2 separate regions of the Homo sapiens genome follow, and region 2 is linked to region 1. Evidence: read pairs that join two places in POLR2A ChIA-PET (ENCODE). Cell type or tissue: Panc1. All regions are shown on one strand. Links, peaks and the distances in the headings refer to the core of each region. The heading gives the core; the rest is flanking DNA.

What was found. ChIA-PET counts read pairs that join two places held together with the same protein. Peaks named below come from ENCODE experiments on the same cell type or tissue, not always from the same donor. Only the 100,000 strongest peaks of a DNase experiment are listed, where the experiment ranks them.
Region 2: POLR2A ChIA-PET joins it to region 1 with 13 read pairs; 5 of 35 experiments call an interaction of 5 or more read pairs at or near these places.

What each region holds. Positions count from the first base shown.
Region 1 is chr13:45,243,934-45,251,690 of GRCh38, forward strand. The region is part of intron 5 of GTF2F2 (general transcription factor IIF subunit 2); the gene reads left to right. Among named protein-coding and RNA genes, the nearest start is that of KCTD4, 47 kb to the left of the region's middle. In Panc1, for the core only: no CTCF peak of the experiment used is centred there; no DNase peak of the experiment used is centred there.
Region 2 is chr13:45,138,404-45,146,160 of GRCh38, forward strand. The region is part of intron 2 of GTF2F2 (general transcription factor IIF subunit 2); the gene reads left to right. Among named protein-coding and RNA genes, the nearest start is that of GTF2F2, 22 kb to the left of the region's middle. In Panc1, for the core only: no CTCF peak of the experiment used is centred there; no DNase peak of the experiment used is centred there; H3K27ac peaks cover 2,500 bases.

The sequences.
Region 1 (7,757 bases), core at 1,919-4,418:
TACAGGCGTGAGCCACTGCGCCCTGCCAGTTTTTTGTTTTTTTAAACAAATATTTTCTATCCACAGTTGGTTGAATCTGCAGGTACCCAATATGCATATACAGTGGCCCAACTGTAATTTTGACAAGGGTGATTATGAACCATGGTTATGTCGCAATGACTTAGTGACACTGAGTTACTAGGAGTCTTTTTTTTCAGTGTTATAAAGGAGAATGTGCTTTTTCTGTGTGTGTATAGAATTGTATTAGTTGTAGGGAGGCTGATGACTGTCAAGGAGAAATTACTTTGAACTAAGTTCGTGAAGTTTTTATTAGAGATTTTATTCTGTTATATGACCTTTTATGGGACCATATAGAGTTAGGATTAATAGCATGAACCCTAGATTGAAAAGAGAAAAATCCAATTTTGTTTTGTTTTTGCTTACTATGAGGAAAAAATGATATTGAGATGATATAGGAAAAGTTCTTACCACAGTTTCCAGCACATAGTAAGTGTTCTTTAAATGTTTTATTTTTGTTACAGTTGTCATTTTATTCTTGTTGTATTTCTATGCTAGGTAGCCCTTGAGCTTTGTTTTTTTGATGGGAAAAAATATGAGCTTAAACTTACTCTTTAGATAATAATAATAGAAAGACTAGTAATTCAAGAAGTTGATCTTGACTGTTTCCTTATAATAGTAACAAAGCTATTTAATTTTATATGACCAAGGTTATACAATGATAGTCATTGTTAGTCATTATTTCTTTCTCTTTTTTTGAGACAGAGTCTCACTCTGTTGCCCAGGCTGGCGTGCAGTGGCACAATCTTGGCTCACTGCAACCTCCGCTTCCTGGGTTCAAGCGATTCTCCTGCCTCAGCATCCTGAGTAGCTGGGATTACAGATGTGAGCCACCATGCCTGGCTAATTTTTTGTATTTTTAGTAGAAACGGAGTTTCATCATGTTGGCCAGACTGGTCTCGAGCTCCTAACCTCAAGTGATTCGGCCTCCCAAAATGCTGGGATTACAGGCATGAGCCACCGTGCCCAGCTGGTCCTTATTTCTTGTCCGGAGAAATGAGTTGCTCTTGAAGCTTTCTACATCAGATGTTTGTATCTATTTTAATATAAGTGTGAGACAGAAAGAGAAACTGATATCTTCATGTAAAACATTAAGAATTCAAAATAGAAGGTGGTAATTTTTCTTCTCTTATTTTCAACTGGAATAGTTTTTCTACATCTGAAAATGGAACACATAATTTACAAATTTTCAAGTAAAATGTGGTGAATCCCATAGGAAACAGTTTTACAGAGATGTAGTCTGTCTACCCTGCGTAGGTTATAGTTGCTGAAGCCAGAAATCTGAGCCCAGTTATTCTTTAAAATTTTTTTTTTTTAATTTTTAGTAGGTTTTTGAGGAACAGGTGGTGTTTGGTTACATGTATAATTTCTTCAGTGGTGATTTGTGAGATTTTGATGCACCCATCACCCAAATAGTGTACACTGTACCCAATGTATAGTCTTTACGCCTCATCCTCCCTTTCCTTACCTCTCCCACCACCACATCCCCAAAAGTCATTGTATCATTCTCATGCGTTTGCATAGTTTAGCTCCCACTTACAAGTGAGAACATACAATGTTTGGTTTCCCATTCTTGAGATACTTCACTTAGAATAACGGTCTCCAACTCCACCCAGGTTGCTGCAAGTGCCATTATTTTCTTCCTTTTTATGGCTGAGTAGTATTCCATGGTGTGAATATATATATATATATATATATATATATATATATACATATACATACACACACACACACACCACATTTTGTTTATCCACTCTTTTTTGTATCCACTCTTTTTTGTATCTACTAAAAATACAAAAAATTAGCCGGGCGTGGTGGCAGGTGCCTGCAGTCCCAGCTACTCGGGAGGCTGAGGCAGGAGAATGGCGTGAACCTGGAAGGTGGAGCTTGCAGTGAGCCCAGACTGCGCCATTGCACTCCAGCCTGGGCGACTAGCGAGACTCCATCTCAAAAAAAAAAAAAAAAAGTATTCCCTTTTCACCACATCCACGCCAACATCTATTATTTATTTATTTATTTATTTATTTTATTTATTTTGAGACGGAGCTCGCTCTGTCGCCCAGGCTGGAATGCAGTGGCCGGATCTCAGCTCACTGCAAGCTCCGCCTGCCGGGTTCACGCCATTCTCCTGCCTCAGCCTCCCGAGTAGCTGGGACTGCAGGCGCCCGCCACCATGCCCGGCTAATTTTTTGTATTTTTTTTAGTAGAGACGGGGTTTCATCGTGTTGTCCAGGATGGTCTCGATCTCCTGACCTCGTGATCCGCCCTCCTTGGCCTTCCAAAGTGCTGGGATTACAGGCGTGAGCCACCGCGCCCGGCCTATTTTTTTATTTTTTAAATTATAGCCATTCTTGGAGGAGTAAGGTGGTATCATATTGTTTGAGCCCAGTTATTCTTGATGCCTTTATTTCTCCTTTATCTTACTTAGGCACCACTTTCTATTGAATCTGTTTTCAAAATATTTCCTAAATTTGTTTAACTTGAGTCCCACTCCTTTACCATCACCCTGTTCCAAGTGAATATTATCTTTCCTCTGGATTGGTACAGTAGCTTTCCTAGTCAGTGATGTCCATTTTTGCCCCATTCTATTCTGCAAATAGTAGCCAGAGGAATATTTTTAAAACACAAATTTAATTCCTTGCTTCAAAAATTCTCTGATTTTTCATTAATCTTAGGATTTAAAATACTTACGACAGTCCATATATTTCCTACTTGCCTTCCTAGATTTTACTCTGTGTAAATTCACTTTAAAATTAAGCTTCATTGGCTGGGCACGGTGGCTCACGCCTGTAATCCCAGCACTTTGGGAGGCCAATGCGGGCGGATCACGAGGTCAGGAGCTCTAGACCATCCTGGCTAACACGGTGAAACCCCGTCTCTACTAAAAATACAAAAAAATTAGCCTGGCGTGGTGGCGGGCGCCTGTAGTCCCAGCTACTTGGGAAGATGAGGCAGGAGAATGGTGTGAACCCGGGAGGCGGAGCTTGCAGTGAGCCGAGATAAGCGCCACTGCACTCCAGCCTGGGCGACAGATCAAGACTCTGTCTCAAAAAAAAAAAAAAAAAGTTAAGCTTCTTGGCTGGGCACTGCGGCTCACGCCTGTAATCCCAGCTCTTTGGGAGGCTAAGGCGGGCAGATCACTTGAGGACAGGAGTTCGAGACCAGCCTGACCAACATTGCAAAACCCTGTCTCTACTAAAAATACAAAAAATAAAATAAAAATCAGCCAGGTGTGGTGGTGCATGCCTGTAATCCCAAGAATCGCTTTAACCTGGGAAGCAGAGGTTGCAGTGAGCTGGTATCACGCCACTGCACTCCAGCCTGGGAGACAGAGAGAGACTGTCTCAAATTAAATTAAGCTTCCTGAATATAAGCTATTCTGTTAGACAGATACCTGGTTTTTTTGTTTGTTTGTTTTGTTTTTGAGATGGAGTCTCTGTCACCCAGGCTGGAGTGCAGTGGCCGGATCTCAGCTCACTGCAACCTCCGCCTCCTGGCTTCAAGCAATTCTCCTGCCTCAGCCTCCCAAGTAGCTGGGAGTACAGGTGTGTGCCACCACACCCAGCTAATTTTTTGTATTTTCAATAGAGACAGGGTTTCACCGAGTTGGCCAGGATGGTCTCGATCTGACCTCATGATCCACCTGCCTCAGCTTCCCAAAGTGCTAGGGTTACAGGCATGAGCCACTGTGCCCGGCCACCTGTATCCTGTATTTTATTTTTAGTGTTTTTGATGTTATAACTCAGGCAAATAATTTAGGGACTACTTTCAAGCTTCACCAACTTGAATTTCCAAGAATACCATTCTGAAGTTACCTAAAATTAAAATTGCAGTTTTTGTTGTTGTTGTTGTTTGTCTGTTCATTTGTTTTTGAGATGGAATCTCGCTCTGTTGCCCAGGCATGAGTGCAGTGGAGACATCTCAGCTCACCACAACCTCTACCTTCTGGGTTCAAGCAATTCTCCTGCCTCAGCCTCCTGAGTAGGTGTGATTACAGGCGTGCATCACCACACCTGGCTAATTTTTGTATTTTTAATAGAAACGGGGTTTCACCATGTTGGCCAGGCTGGTCTCGAACTCCTGACCTCATGATCTGCCCACCTCAGCCTCCCAAAGTGCTGAGATTACAGGCGTGAGCCACCGTGCCTGGCCTGATTTTTTTAAATAAATGGAGTTTTATTTCATTAGAATGAATACTAGTTCAAGCTTGACTAAATTTGTTACTTGATACTTAATAGTCTTACATTGTGACAAATAGATATGCGTGATTTATGACTAGAATAGCAATTATTTTATAGATGTACTGTATGTTTCCAAGCACTTTCTCTATGTCTATGGGGAACACCAGAAGGCATGGTTAGTCCTGGCATTTGAAGAATATATATTTATATTCTGAATTTGCACCAAGTTTTTTTTGTGTTTTTTTGTTTTGTTTTGTTTTTTGTTTTTTTGTTTTTGTTTTTGTGTGTTTTGTTTTTTTGGTTTTTGTTTTTTGTTTTTGAGACGGAGTTTCGCTCTTGTTGCCCAGACTGGAGTGCAATGGCGCGATCTCAGCTCACTGCAACCTCTGCCTCCTGGGTTCAAGCAATTTTCCTGCCTCAGCCTCCTGAGTAGCTGGGATTACAGGCGCCTGCCACCATGCCCGGCTGATTTTTTTGTATTTTTAGTAGAGACTGGGTTTCGCCATGTTGGGCAAGCTGGTCTTGAACTCCTGACCTCAGGTGATCCACCTGTCTCTGCCTCCCAAAGTGCTGGGATTACAGGCGTGAGCCACCACTCCCAGCCAGCACCAAGTATTTTTTTAATGGTTTACAAAACAAAGTAAAATGTAGCCTGGCTGTATCTAAGTGATCAGCCATTATTTTTCTATTTGTTTCCTGAAAACAACACTGTATTTTTAAATTTTCTGAAAAAGTGGAGACTCATTTTTTAAAATGGTCAGGGTAGCCTTTTAGCTTGCTCCCAAGTCAGCCTAATACCTCTGTGTAGTTTGTTTGGAAATATGTGGTGCTTTACGAACCACATATTTCCAAATTATATTATTTTGTACAAACCTAGATAAACCTTACCTTGACTTTGAAAGCATATCAAGGTCAGTAATGTTTAATTTAGTACATTGTTCAGTGATGAAATGGAGTTGCCAGTTGTTCTTGTCACTTCATGAGATAGTGTTAAATGAATTATTTAGTGTTAAGGACCCTGCTAAATTATTTTAAACGATTCAAAGCGAGTTAAAGTATTTTAAGATTTAGTTCTTTGTTATATTTTCAGTTCATACATTAACCTTTTTAGTTTTGAATCATAAGTTGTCCTCTTTTAATTAAAACCCTTGTGGTTGCCTTTTAAATGTATGATAGAACAGTTAAATTTTTAAAATGAGTTTATTTTTAAAAAAAAAATCAGTGTTTTCCTTTATGTAAAAGGTTAAATGCTTTGAGGATAAAAACTGCATGACACTGTATGAGTGATGAAATTGGCTTTTAGAATTGTAGAATTAAAATTGAAAGGAAAGTATGCTGCATAAACCTGAGTCTGGATGCAGTGGCTACAAATAAATTCAAGTGTAAGAGTGTGACCAGAATAAGCTACCGTTTATAAAGAAGCACTTCACTAAACAAACTGAAACCCTGAGGAATTTTCAAATTGTGAAGTAATGGGAACAATCATTTAATATGGAAGGAAGGAGCTAGTGCATGCCTCCTTCCTTGGATGTCTCATAAGATCAAATCGTGGAGATGACTGAAACAGGGAAGATAATTTAGCGGCAACATAACAGATTACCATTTAGAGAGGCCAAACCCCTGAGAGCTGATTGCATTAGAGGAGGATGGGGGGCCAAGATTAGGACACAGGTGTGTTCAGAAACAGGCTGACACTTACTTGTGTTTCCCACCCACTCCCATCCCCCACCAAGTTAACACATTTAGCTGTCCCGACACTTTGTAAACATTCCTATATCTGTCTTCAATCTTTTTTCTCTCTCTAAAGGTTTATCTCTTAGAAGCTTTGACATAACTTTCCTTGGAGGAATCATTTCCACCTAATCTTTTTGCCTTATCTCTTTTTTTTTTTTTTTTTTTTTTTGAGACAGTCTCTCTCTGTCACCCAGGCTGGAGTGCAGTGACACGATGTTGGCTCACTGCATCCTCCACCTTCTGGGTTCAAGCGATTCTCGAGCCTCAGCCTCCTGACTAGCTGGGATTGCAGGTATGCACTACCATGCCCAGTTCATTTTTGTATTGTTAATAGAGACAGGGTTTCACCATGTTGCCCAGGCTGGTCTTGAACTCCTGACCTCAAGTAATCTGCCTGCCTCCACCTCCCAAATTACAGGTGTGAGCCACTACACCCAGCCTGCCTTATTTCTTATAAGCATGAGCAGCTCTGCTCCAGTTTACTCTCAAAATGCACACCTTGGGATTAATATTTTCTTTTTATCAGTATGCAGTCAGTTGTCCTACCATCCCTCCATCACCCTTGTTCATCTTCAGTACTGCAGTTAATTATAGTATTAAATGCTTGTCTTCCACTAGAGCAAGTCTTTACTGCTATGTCTCCAACCTCTAACCCAGTGCCTGGCAGAAGTGGGTACCCAGTAAACACTTGCTGGATAATTGACAGCAAGAGGCTCCTTCCAGAGTCTGGCTGTGGCACAGCTGCAGCCAGAGGCAGATACAGGAGAATGGTAAGGAGAACTGGAGAGATACGCAGGGACTAGATCCCAAAGAGTCTTAAAGTCCTATGAAGGAACTTGTGCTGCACCCCGAGAATAGTAAGAGGCCATCGAAGAATCATTAATCTAAATCCATCCTTGGGTTGCACATCTCCCTTCTAGACTCTAGCTAGTTGATTTCTCAGTCTTAGCAAGAAAATTTAATCCTTGTTCATAGAAACTCTGTGTGGCACATGAAAAGCAAAGTATAATTGTAAGTATTATTTATGGTTACATATCCAGTAAGTTTCTAAAGACACTTCCAGAGAACTTTTTGTACTTTATAAAGTAAATCATCTTGTGTATTTAAAGGATAAGCATGGATTTATATGTAACTGGAATAATTTAAATATTTACATTTCCATACAGAAATGAGTATACTGAATTTGGGGATCTTGGTAAAAACAAAACCTATGGCATTTTTAGATTTCAAATTGAAAAGGCAATTGGTAAATATCTTATATCTTCTCAGCAATTTGATAGTATATACCTGAAAATAAGCAGAAGTAAATAGAGAATTATCTTCATCCAAGGAATTAAATAATAGGAATGTTATACAGACACCTTTTATACTTAATTCTGCTTTTGAAGGAATTTAAAATGGAAATTGTTTTTAATTTCTATTTTATTGAACCAAAGAATTTAAAGTCCCATTCAAATAAAATAATACATAATGTTAAACTTGTATTATTTTTTAATAGCCAGCATTTTTGTGGTTTTCAAATGAACCATCCAAGGAATTATAGTATTTCTTCTCTTTTTAAGAAAGTGTACTTCTTCAGGTTATAAAAGTAGTAAATACTTATTGCAGAACATTTAGAAAACAAACTTAAAATGCATCCAGTCTGATCTCTTCCTTCCCATCTTTCATGTTAGTTTCACCATTTAAAAAAACTGCCTTTTTTTTTTAATTAAAGGCAATTTTCTAACATCGTTTTCAATTTTTTTGCTGTAACCATTGCATCTCACTGCTTCCTATTGGATTCAT
Region 2 (7,757 bases), core at 3,376-5,875, 100 kb before region 1:
ATCAACCACTGACCTACTAGAATTGACCGCTGATCTAGAGTTAACCACAGACCAAGATTTAACCATTAACCTAGACTTGACCACGGACCTAGAGCCAACCACAGAACACGCAGGCTCTGGAATTCTTTACTGATGTGGAGTCAGCCAACTCTAGCTTTGTGGAAGAAGCTGCTGAGGCCACAGCTGATTATAATCCATTTCAGAGAACTTGTGAGTGACGATTATGATGTGAGTGAAGATCAGTATTATTATTATTTTTCGAGACAATGTCTCACTCTGTTGCCCTTGCTGGAGTGCTGTGGCGTGATCTCAGCTCACTGTATCCTCTGCCTCCCGGGTTCAAGCGATTCTCCTGCCTTAGCTTCCTGAGTAGCTGGGCTTATAGATGTGCGCCAGCATACCTGACTAATTTTTGTATTTTTAGTAGAGACGGGGTTTCGCCATGTTGGCCAAGCTGGTCTTGAACTCCTGACCTCAAGTGAGCCACCTGCTTTGGCCTCCTAAAGTGCTGGGATTACAGGCGGTAGCCACTGTGCCCGGCCGCGAGTGAAGATTATTATGAATGCTGTTTATTCCAAAGAGCCCATCATTAGAGTGACAGACAAGCTTAGCAGATTCACAGGAAGCAATGAGTCCATCTCAGCGCATGTTAAAGCAAATTTTTAGTTAGCTGTGACTATGACTGTTATCCACTACTTTCTAAGAAGATTCTGAGCTTTAAGACAAGCCTGTTACTCCACTATAGGAGATTGCATAATGGTAGAAAACTAGTGAAATGTAGGATGTACCCAGCTGAGGAGAAACAGCAAGACATTGATCCTGGGTTGGGTGATGTGAATTGTGCATGGATGGGGCAGGGGCATTTCTTAGCTGTGTCTCATTTAATATGGGCTCAATAAATGTTCATTTCAACTGAAAATAAGTAAAAATCAAAAAATGTATTTACACACCTCTCTCTCTGTCCACGCTCGTAATTCTGACTGTGTTGTTGATGTTTGGACTGTGTCCTCGGATGTCCTCGGATGTTTCAGAAGCATCTCAAACTTAATAATTGCTATTCTTCTGTTTTTTCTCTCTGTAACACTCTTCCTTTAGATAATCCCCATGCCTTACTCCCACATTTCTTTTCGGTCTCTGTTCACAATTTCAGCTCATTGAGGTATTTTCTGGCCACCATATGTAAAATAGCACCCTGCAGGCTCTATCTCCCTTACCCTCTTATTATTCACTGTTCTTTTGTGTTGTTATTTATTCTCCTTCTACTATACCCATCTGACATACTGTATATTTGTTTATGTGTTGTTCATATCGCCTACTAAAGTATAAACTCTACCAGGTCAGGATTTTTGTCTTGATGATTACTATATCTCCATTGTCTAGAACAATGCTTGGCATAGTAGACACTGTGTTCTAAAGTTAGGTGGGGACAAGTACAGTTGTCCCTCAGTACCTGCAGGAGATTGGTGTCTGGCATGCCCCATCTCCCATACCAAAATCTACCATGCTCAAGTCCTTTATATAAAATGGCACAGTATTTACGTATAACCTACACACATCCTTCTGTATACTTTAAAGCATCTCTAGATTACTTATAACTAATACAGTGTAAAAACTATGTAAATAGTTGTTACTATTTGTTTTTCTCTTTTTTTTGAAACAGGGTCTCACTCTGTTCCCAGGACTACAGGCAAGCACTGCCATGCCCAGCTAATTTTTTTTTTTTTTTTCTCGTAGAGGCAGAGTCTCCCTGTGTTGCCTTGGTTGGTCTCAAACTCCTGGGCTTAAGGGATCCTCCCTCCTCAGCCCCTAAAGTGTGGGTGTTACAGGCATGAACCACCATGCCCAGCCGATGTTTAAAATATTTTCAGTCTGCAGTTGGTTGACTCCACGAATATTGACCACTCAGATATAGGGGGCCAACTGTAATATCTCGTTTTCTCAAGGAATGATTGAGTATATGTTCATAGTGGAGTCAGGCTTGTATTCTGGCCTTTTATTGGTCAGAAAACTCCAGCATGTCCTAGTTCTAACTCAATCATTTACTATGAGTGAGACTTTGTACAAGTCACTGAATCTTCTGACTTTAGATTTCTTATCCTAAAAGTTGCCTTTTTGCAGGGCTTTTATATGAATCCATTAAGATAATATGGAAATAGTTATTTATTTGTATATTTAAGTTTATAAGATGAACATATTCCTGGAAAGTTGTAGATGTGTCACATTTTTATGAGTTGTCATACTTTTATTGAAAGAGAAAAATAATATTGAAATGTACAGGTTTTTTTTCCCTCAATGTGAAGTTCTTTGTAATGTACATAATTAGCTACTGTTCTGTAATGAACTTCAGAGTTTTTTATATTAGGTTTTACTGAAATGGGAGCCACAACCAAGATAAAATCTCAGGAATGTATGTCACTGAAGAAAGGCAGGCTAAAGGAGAGAGTACTTAGATGATGAACCTCATGGTATTGTGGAGTGCCTTCACAATACAGCTCAAGACCTGGCTTCTAGTCCTGAATGGCTGTTGATAGTTGTTTGGCTTTGGGCCTTACACTTCTTGTTTGTAAAATGTGGATAATAATGCCTTCCCAACCCATAGGATGTTTATAAAACATTAAATAGCTTAGCATTTGTTAAAATATTTGTAAACTCAAATGTTCTCCTTCCATGTAATATTCATGTCCCATGAATAATACATTCCTGAAAACCTCTATGTAAAGAAAATACCTGGTTCAGAAATATAGTATCTCTTTTTGGGAGGAGGGGGAAAATATTACAGGAAAAAGAGTGAAAGGAAACAAGGCTGAGAGAAACCCATGTAAATCTCAAGTACCACTTTGATCACTAAAGTAAAATATTAAAGATAGCATGCTAAATAAGCAATAATGGGCATGCTGCAATTTTTCCTTATGAATCCTTGCTTGGTAGAAAATCTCAAGGTCTTTTTCTTTCTTAGTTTAAAGCAGATGGTCCACATAGTTGCTAATCCACATAGGGTGGCTAAACCTCCAGGTTTGCCTGGAACCCTCCCAGTTTATGTGTTTCCCTATGCAATTATTAATAGTGCCCCCTTTTCCACTCTCCAGGGTGTCCTGGTTTTGATAATATAGTTGTCCTAAGTGTTAGCAGATGTGTGTGTAGGGGTAGGGGTGAAGACGGTGGGTAGTTATTCTATGCATTACTAGGCTGATTTATGAGCTGGCATTGTTTGATTTCTCTAGGGATCCAACCAAAGTTCCTTACAAATACTGTGTGTGTGTGTTTTAGTGTATAAGTAATACCTACTTTCTTGTTTTTTTTCCTTTAAAATTTTTACAAAATGAAAAGGTCTCTGTTTTCCCCATTCACATGCTTTAGAGGTGGCCATGGGTAACTGCTTGGTATGTAAGCCTCCAGATTACTCTCCATACAAATCATTTTGGGTGTTTAATACGGACAAAGTTTTAAAACATTGTTATGTTTTAAATCCACTAACCAGAGCAAGGTATTTTTCTAACCCCTTTAGGCTTAGTTTTGCTAACTTCAGAACATAGCACAGAAGTCTGATTTTGCTTTCCTTGTTGTTCTCTCTTGTATGTAGTTCTGAGGCTTTGGTTTACTTTGTTGCATCTTGATCTCTTCCCTAGAGTACATGGCCAGTACTTACATTCCTTGTTTTTCTCACTTTAGTCTTGAATTCTTTTGAAAGTAAAACCTCAGTAGAAGTGAGTTGAAATTATTTTATTCAAATCAGTTTCCTCAACCACAGTTGAAGAAAAAGTAAGCCCACCATTTTGTTTTTGAGATGGAGTCTGGCTCTGTTGCCCAGGCTGGAGCGCAGTGGCGTGATCTCGGCTCACTGCAACCTCCGCCTCCTGAGTTCAAGCAATTCTCGTGCCTCAGCCTCCTGAGTAGCTGGGATTATAGGCGCCTGCCACCATGCCCAGCTAATTTTTTTTATTTTTAGTAGAGACAGGGTTTCACCATGTTGGCCAGGCTGGTCTTGAACTCCTGACCTCAAGTGATCTGCCTGCCTTGGCCTCCCAAAGTGCTAGGATTACAGGCGTGAGCCACCACGTCTGGCCCTCAGAATTTCTTAAAAGGGAATCTAGTGGTTTTTACCTATGCCAATATCAGAGACAAATAAGGAGCAAATTGTGTGTGTTTGCATGTTTTATATGTAGGCAACAGGTCTAGCAGATTTTCTACCTAACGTAACACATAATCAGTCTTGTAGAAGATCTAGATACTTTTAGTGATGAGAACAGACTTATAGTAATTAGTACCCTAAGACTGCTATGAAAATGCTTGAAAACAGCTTGTTGCCTAGTTGGTCTCCTGGCTGTATTCTCCAGGCTGTCTTGTTTACTTTACTAATTTACTTAGTTTTCATTGCTGTTACTGAATTAACTAAATTCACTGTTAAACAAGTGTAGGATGGGTGGGGAATGTCTTACAGTGCATGTGACTAGGTTATCAGGATTTTAGTTGATTTTGAGCTTAATATGAGTCATCAAATTTATGAGCCGATAAACAAAAGGCTCCATTGATAGATGTCTGTTGTTTAGAATGAAGTGGAATGATAATCCTCCTCCTTACTTTGCCAGTCAGCTCACAGTGAAAACATTATGTTCAGTTCTTAGTGCTGCACTTAAAGAGAGACATGGATGAATAAGATCATTCAGTGGAGTGAGACTAGGATAATCAGAAAGCTGGAAAAAAAAATTAATGTCTTATAAGGAACATTTGAAAGTCTAGGGCTGTTAAGAGAAGATGTAGGGCAGACCAGGTAAACTGTACTCACAGATGTAGAATCAACTACTGATTCCTAGAGGCAGATTAACCTCTAAGTATGTAGGTTTATAGGTTATAGGTTATAGGTTACCTGTGGTTTAAAAAAATGTGTATTTGGGTACAAAATGAAAACAACTAAGATTTTAGAAAGGCAGTGTGGCATACTGGTTATGAGTATGGACCTGGGAATTAGCCTGAGGTTTAGTCCTTACCCTATCACTTACTAGCTATGTGACTTTGCGTAAATTGTTTACTCTGTTTCCTCATCTGAGGAGATGATATTAATACCTCATAGGTTCAAATGCATGTAAAATACGTAGTTAATAAGAGTTCTCCTGCTGTTGTAACCACGCATACTACACAGGCCAGATAGTAGATACTGCATTGTGTCTAATGTGGTGTGGGAGGACCTTCCCTCCCTACCACATCTTCCGAAGCTCAGCAGCAGCTTGCTGTGTGTCGCAGGCCAGAAACTAGGAGATCTGTATGGCGTGGCTGCTTATTCCAGAAGACAGGGCTGTGGGTGGAGAGATTGGGAGAGGCAGAGAGGAGGGAAAAGACGTGCAGCCTGGAATGCAGCTCTTCCTGAATTTGGTTCTGTCTTAATACTCGAAAAAAGGAGAGTCCAGTTGTGAATAAGATGAGAGTAACAGCTTGTTCTGACAGTTGGTAACATTTGGACCATTTTTATCAAGCAATTTATATGATATTTCTAAACCAATGTACCTGGATTATTTTTGTATCTTTGGACATCTGATGTGTGCCACATTTTAATTAGTTTATAGTTTTGCTGGTCTGGGCATGGTGGCTCACACCTGTAATCCTAACACTTTGGGAGGCTGAGGCAGGTGGATCACCTGAGGTCAGGAGTTCGAGACCAGCCTGGCCAACGTGGTGAAACCCCGTCTCTACTAAAAATACAAAAATTAGCCAGATGTGTTGGTGTGTGGCTATAATCCCAGCTCCTCGGGAGGCTGAGGCAGGAGAATCGCTTGAACCCGGGGAAGCAGAGGTTTCAGTGAGCGGAGACCTCACCATTGCACTCCAGCTTGGTCAACAAGCGCAAAACTCAGTCTCAAAAAAAAAATTAGTTTATAGTTTTGCTTTAGCTTGTTTAATTTTAAAGGCAACCTTCTTTGTACATCACCATCCTGCCTCAGAATACTTCAGTTGTCCAAATGTTTGATATATGTTATATCTTATTGATAATCATGTAGCCTGTACTAATAATATGGCTTCTCCCCGAGATTTTTATTTCTAGCTTTATTTCTTTTTTTGGTCTTTTTTTTTTTTTTTTTTTTTGAGACAGAGTCTCACTCAGTCACCCAGGCTGGAGTGCAGTGGCGCGATCTCGGCTTGGGTTCACGCCATTCTCCTGCCTCAGCCTCCCGAGTAGCTGGGACTACAGGCGCCCGCCACCACGACTGGCTAATTTTTTGTATTTTTAGTAGAGACGGGGTTTCACTGTGTTAGCCAGGTTGGTCTCGATCTCCTGACCTCGTGATCCACCCGCCTCGGCCTCCCAAAGTGCTTATTTCTAGCTTTATTTCTAAACATGTTTAACATTCTGGGTCATGTGGGGACCCGCTAATAATAAAAAGTATGGAAACAAAAAATTAATGAGACACAATTTTTCTGTTATAAAATTGACTGAGTTTAGAACAGTGTTATACTGATAATATGATGACGGGAGTTCAATTTGTTACAAACTTTCTGAAAGGCAGTCTGGCAACATATATGTGTGTGTATATAACTTACACAACATGCACACATATTCCTGCTCAAAACAACATAGAATAACAATCCCACTGTTTTCTCTGCCAGTTAGCTCACAGCTCAAGCATTTTATTCAGTTCTCGATGATGCCATTATCTAGAGAGATAGACAAATGAGCTCATCCAGTAGAGTGGGACTGGGATAATGAGAAAGCTATAAAAATTAATAAAAAAAATTCATGCCTTTCATCCAGCAATTCTGTAAATTTCTCTTTGTTTCTTTCATTCCATCAACTGCTAGGAACTTATCCCAGGGAAGTAATAGGTGAGTGATGGAAAGATTAATATATGAGGATAAATTAATAGTAAAATATTTATGCCCTTTTGACATGTCTTCATCATTCTTTGAGCACTTGTTATTTTTTTGACATAGAGAGATGTTTTAGACTCATCTTATACATTTCTGCCTAAGCCCTGGAGTTAGCCATTTCTCCAAGGGGTTGGCCATGGTTCCTTTTAGGGGAGAATGATATTTAGAAACTAAGATCTGGATACCCCAAATGCTTCTTGCTGCTTCCAAGGCCTTCTCAGTGAACAGAGCTAGGGAGCATATGTACACACACACATACCTCCCCCACACACATCCCTCTTTACATCTGTATTTCTATATTTACATATATTGAAATGAGTTTGCACTAATATATCCAGTTCCAATAAAATACCACATACTTTGTTCCAGTTTTCTTCCTTTTCTTACTTGTGCTTCTTTTCCAAAAGTGAGAAACCTGGTTCCTGTTGTCCTTAATATAGTTACTTATTTGTTTGGGCCTCTGTTCTTACTTGTTCAGTCCGTTCCCAACTCCATGTGCAAATACCCTATTCACCCTGCTTGGGCTGTAGCTCCCCTCAGTGTGCTGCCACTTTTGCTGTCCTCCACTGGGACACCCTCCTCACCCTGTTCAGGCTTTCATTCCTGTTCTGAGGTTTCTCCCCTCCTCCATAGGAATGCCTCCTTACCCCACTAAGGGTCCAGCATCCTGTTTCAGGTTGTCCTCCTATATGTGGATGCTCTCACCCGCCAGGCTCTGACACATTTCTTACTGAGCCACTCCTTTATAGCGATGCCCTCCTTACCTGACTGGGCTCTGATACCTTGCCCCTGCTTGCCTGCTTCACCCCAGTGGCATCCTCTTCACCCCATTTGGACTATGACCATCCTATCCAACCCACTCTGAAGAAGATACCTATGTTGTTTGGCTTCACCTAATG